Regions from separate parts of the Homo sapiens genome. Here region 2 is linked to region 1. Evidence: read pairs that join two places in POLR2A ChIA-PET (ENCODE). Cell type or tissue: OCI-LY7. All regions are shown on one strand.

Region 1 (2,500 bases):
TGCTTCCTGGAGCAAGAAGGTAAGCGAAGGTAAGCAGTCATTCTTCTAGTTCTTTGCTGCGTTTAACGACTGCTGAAGCTGGAAGTGTGACAGGGCACTGCAGTGTACCCATCTTAGTGTGCCGCAGGAGGAGGTCCTGGGGGTGGGCAAGCATGCTATGCTGAGAAATGAGACCAACCACTGAGCACAGAAGCCACAAAAAGACCCTGCCTCCATGGTTTTCAAATTTTATTTCTGTTTCAGAAAATATTGTTCCAAGAAACTCTTACCTGGAATTCTGTTGCACTAGAACAGTTTTTCTGGCCAAAGTGAGGTTGGGGCTGGGTGCTGACCCCATCCTTCTTGGTCTCCTTCCTCTCCTTGTGGTTCTGATAGGGCTGTAAGGAACCTTTGGAATTTACAGAGCAGAGAGTAACAAACAAACAAACAAATGCCTGGTGTCGGAAGATAGAATTTAGATTAAGAGCAAATTTGCAGGACTGGGACCTTCTGTAGAGTCTATCAAGATGAAATATAGTAAGCCAAGATTTGCACATATAGGTGCAAGGTAGAGAGTGCTGGCTTAGCAGCAGCTAGGAAAAACACAGCTTTTGGATTTTGCCATAACACACATCACATTTTCCAACATACATCATAGTGTGATCTGGTTGTCGAAAGTATTGATAAGACTGGGTGCGGTGGCTCATGCCTGTAATCCCAGCACTTTGGGAGGCCAAGGCTGGCCGATCACCTGAGGTCAGGAGTTCGAGACCAGCCTGGCCAACAGGATGAAACCCTGTCTGTATTAAAAATACAAAAATTAGCTGTGTGTGGTGGCACAGGCCTGTAATCCCAGCTACTTGGGAAGCTGAGGCAAGAGAATCACTTGAACCCGGGAAGTGGATGTTGCAGTGAGCTGAGATTGCACCACTGCACTCCAGCCTGGGCAACAAGAGCAAAACTCCGACCAAAAAAAAAAAAAAAAAGCATTGATAAGCTTGAATTCACATTCTGTGAATGTGATGAAAACCCAGAATCCTTCTGTAGAAATTGCCACTTTCCTCTCCTGTGGCCCACCCCTGTCATCATTGTTAATTGATGTTTATTGATTAGGGGAGAGCATTTGAACTAACCCATAGGCTGATCAGCAGCTGCTAGGACAAACTGCAGCTAAAACATTTCATGACTGAGTTGGTGGTGATTAAGGGAAAAGATCATATTCTCTCCCTGTGGAAGTGTTGAATTTAAGTCATAGAGAGTATGTTGGGAAAAAAACCACAAATGGCACACTCACAAGAAGGCAGGCAGAAGCCAAAAGGCGTCATGGACAGTGAGGAGGTGAAAGCCAGGATGAAGCAGCCACTGAGAAGACATGGAGCATGGAGAGCGAGGCAGTGGGGGAGTGGGTGGTATGGAGAGCAGCAGAAGTCAACCAGGAAGGAGCTGGGGCCCCCAAGGTACAGCTAGGGTGTCCCTGTAGTGGAGACTGCACTGAATTCTAGATTTCCCTGCAGGTTTCAAAGCATGTTCCAGTACTAATCCATTCCAGGGTTTCTGTGAGGCCCAGGTTCTTGTGTTCTTTACCCTCATTTGAATCTCCCCAATAACTCTTACCGCAGCTGAGGAGAGCTGCTGCTGTCCTCTGAGGCAATTCTTACTTTTCAAAATGCCTCAAACCCAAACACAAGAGTCCAGCTCACCCAGAACCACAGTGTCCTGAAGGCACTGATGTTAACCCCATTCCTTTCCATATTGCTCAAACTGTGGCCAGCTCCTGTCACTTCAGTTTTCACTGGACATTGACAAGCTGGAGTATGTTCTGAGGAAGAGTCCTGGGAGTTATGCTGTATAGAGGACTTTGGGGCAGAGACAAGGAAAAGATAAGAGTTCAGACTTCAATTCTGTCTTCAAATGCCTGAAGGGTCAATATGTAGAGATGGCACTATATTTTGAGAGGATGCCTCTAAAGGGCAGATACAGGACTGAAAAATGGAATGTTTGTGGAGGTCAGTTTCAGCTTTCTAACTGGAAGTACTCTTTAACACTAGAATGTGTTACTTCATTAAGTGGTGAGCTCCCCATCAAAGAGGGCAAGCAGAACAGGATGCTCTACCTGGAATTCTCTAGAGGAAATTTCTGCATTTGATGGGGCACCAACAAGGTAAAGCCCAAGGTGCCCCGCAAGCATGAGATCCTTGGCTTTATTTTGTGCCTTTTAATAGCAAACAGATATCTGGTCCTGCTGACCTGCCTAAAAGGAGGAAATGAAACTTGTTGACTATTGCTTTTTAGGACTGAATTTGGAAGGAGGCAAAAACAAATCTATTTTCAGAGCAGCAAATGCCAGCACAATTTACATCAAAACCCCCATCTGCTCAACTGAAAGGCGGTGGTATGGACCAAGCATTTTGTGAGCCAGCAACAGGCTTGCTTGTTGAAGAATGTTAGCTCCATGGGGAGTCTCTGATTAGGCCCCTGAAGCTAACTGGGGCCTTTATATTAACTTCTTGCAGTTGTGACC
Region 2 (2,500 bases), 140 kb before region 1:
GTGACTGTGCATGAACTTTACGGGGTCTGGTCTTGACTCTACTACTTTCTGAGGATCATATGCAACTTAGCCTCTCTAAGTCTTAATTTTCACATCTGTAAAATTAAGATTTTTTTGCTATCTACCTTTTTGGGTTCTTATAAATTAGATCATTCATGTGAAGAGTTTAGCATTTGTCTGGTACCTGGCAAAGTCTCAGTAAATACTAGATATTATTATTTGAAATTGGGGGTTATCATTAAAACATGATGTATTCATGCATGAATATACATTCACATAGTTTAGCTATGAAACAGTCAGTTGATAAGTTGTACATTTATACAGGTATACTCTTTTTCCTTCTCTTTCCATTGGTTTCTTGCTACTGTGCCTCAAATTCACACCTACTGTTTAATACTCAGCTTTGTGATGCTGGGATGGGATTCTGCAAACCCTTTTTCCTTTTGCCAAATGGATCCATATCAGATTCCGCTATTAGAAGGTGCTATGTGGAGACTGCTTCCTGGAGAAGAGAAAAGGGATATGCCTCTTCCTGTTTGCTTCCAGTTCCTGCCAGCATCACTCCAACAATGCTTCTTTGCTTTGGCAGTGGCAGTTCATTTCAGCGGAGCAGCTGGCTCCAGTCTTCATTTTTTTCCACACTCTCAGAACCAGTCCCATTGTCCCTCCTTGGTGATCCCAGCCCTGGCCTGTTGGCATACCTTCCTCAGAGGCCTGGGCTCCATCTCTGTGAAGGGTTCCTTCATGTCTCTAGGTCCTAGTTGCCCTAGACTCTTCTCTTTGTTCCTCCAGCCATGGTGGCATAGCCACTTTGTAGTTATCTCTGTGAAACTTCAGCATTATCCTCTCTGCCATCTCAGTTCTCCAATTCCTGGTGAGCAATGATTTACACTAAATGATCTCTGTTAAAATTTCTGATGTTATTTTTGTTTCCTGAGTGGAAACTTCACCTTCCCTAAATAAACCAGTTGAGAATCAGTTGAGAAGGGAAGATTCATTTTATGAGTAAATGTGTCAATGTTACTCTGAAGGAAGAGTGCTGGGAGTCTAGTCTTTATCCTGATTGTACTTATTGTATAACTCTACTCATTGTAGAAGTACCGGAGCCAGCAGACCACCTGGGCCCTGAAGATGCCCTGGAGGCATGGCCTGGGGGGACTGTGCTTTGTGGGCTACGGCTGCTTCCAAGAATGCAGGCAGGGATGAGACCTCAATGTGAGTGTCCACATTTGGGAAGCAGAATAATCCTTTAAGGCAGACAAAGAGGAGAAGGAGGATGGAAGGAGAGAGGCCTGGAAGAGAAAGGACTACTGTGTTATCAGAGGCAGAATGCAGGGTAAAAAATTGGTCACCAAAAGCCGGCAGAGGGTGGGGTGTGGAGAGGGAGAGAGTCACGGAAACTATTAGTCTTGGTAATAGGACAGTTTCAGCCTTTCATTATTTACTGATAATAAAAAAGGCCTGCACAATAGATTGGTCAACACCACTTTCCTGCTTCATTGGTTTCCAAAGGGATTTGATGCTTCCCTACTGAGAGATTATTTCTAGGAGCCCGTTTCAGGTCACTCACCATAATGTCCTCACTCAGTGATCAGCTGTGTTTGTCTCCCTGTATGTCTGTCTGTCTCTCTCCGTTTGTGTGTCTGTTTCTTTCTTTCTCTTTCTCTGTTTCTCTGTCTTTCTCTGTCTCTCTCTCTCTCTCTCTCTCTCACACACACACACACACACACACACTCAAACACACACACACATACACCCATGCTTCTTTATCTATATCTACTGGGAGCACTGGAAATCCTGCCCCAGCAGTGGTCCTGCCCAGAGGGGATCTGACCAGCCAGGCTTCAAGAGAGCAGTGGATGAGGCTGCCATTGCCCTCTGACCCTCAGCTGTCTGGATGCACAATAAAGGATGCCTTTATTGAGTTCAAAGAGCCAGGTGGTGCTGCTGATGGGGAGAAGGCAGAGTGACTCTGGATGGGAAGAGGTGGATGGCTCTCACCACCAGGCAACCTGGTGTGGGGTTTTATGAGCCGAAGCAGAGAAGCTCCTGCCCCTGGCTTAAAAATTGACTATCCTGGCTAAAAACAAAATATTCCCTTTGCTTCTTCAGAGAAGATTCAACAGGAAGGACAATAGCATCTAGTGCCTCCATTGAGATTTTTTAAAAATAAACTTTTTATTTTGGAATAATTTCACTTTTACAGAAAATTTACAAATTAATACGAAGAGTTCTCATGTTCCCCTCTCCTAGTTTTCCCTATTGTTAACATCTTACATCACCACAGTACGTTCAGAAAAACTAAGGAACAAACATTGACAGGTTACTATTGTTAGTTAAACTCTATAATCTTTATTCAGGTTTCACTAGCTTTTCCATGAATGTCCCTTTTTCGGTTCCAGGATTTCATCCAGCATATCAGATTACATTTAGTTGTTGTGTCTTCTTAGTTATAATTTTCCAGTCTTTCCTTATTTTGATACTTTGATAATTTTGAGAA

The links. ChIA-PET counts read pairs that join two places held together with the same protein. Peaks named below come from ENCODE experiments on the same cell type or tissue, not always from the same donor. Only the 100,000 strongest peaks of a DNase experiment are listed, where the experiment ranks them.
Region 2: POLR2A ChIA-PET joins it to region 1 with 6 read pairs; 2 of 35 experiments call an interaction of 5 or more read pairs at or near these places.

Annotation. Positions count from the first base shown.
Region 1 is chr11:19,431,250-19,433,749 of GRCh38, forward strand. It overlaps a transcript of NAV2 not described here. Among named protein-coding and RNA genes, the nearest start is that of NAV2-AS5, 75 kb to the right of the region's middle. RefSeq lists a silencer at 1,139-1,339. In OCI-LY7, no CTCF peak of the experiment used is centred here; DNase peaks (open chromatin) are centred at 1,542 and 2,312; H3K4me3 peaks cover 1,635 bases; H3K27ac peaks cover 1,557 bases.
Region 2 is chr11:19,295,492-19,297,991 of GRCh38, forward strand. The region is part of intron 4 of CSRP3-AS1 (CSRP3 and E2F8 antisense RNA 1); the gene reads left to right. Among named protein-coding and RNA genes, the nearest start is that of E2F8, 56 kb to the left of the region's middle. In OCI-LY7, no CTCF peak of the experiment used is centred here; no DNase peak of the experiment used is centred here.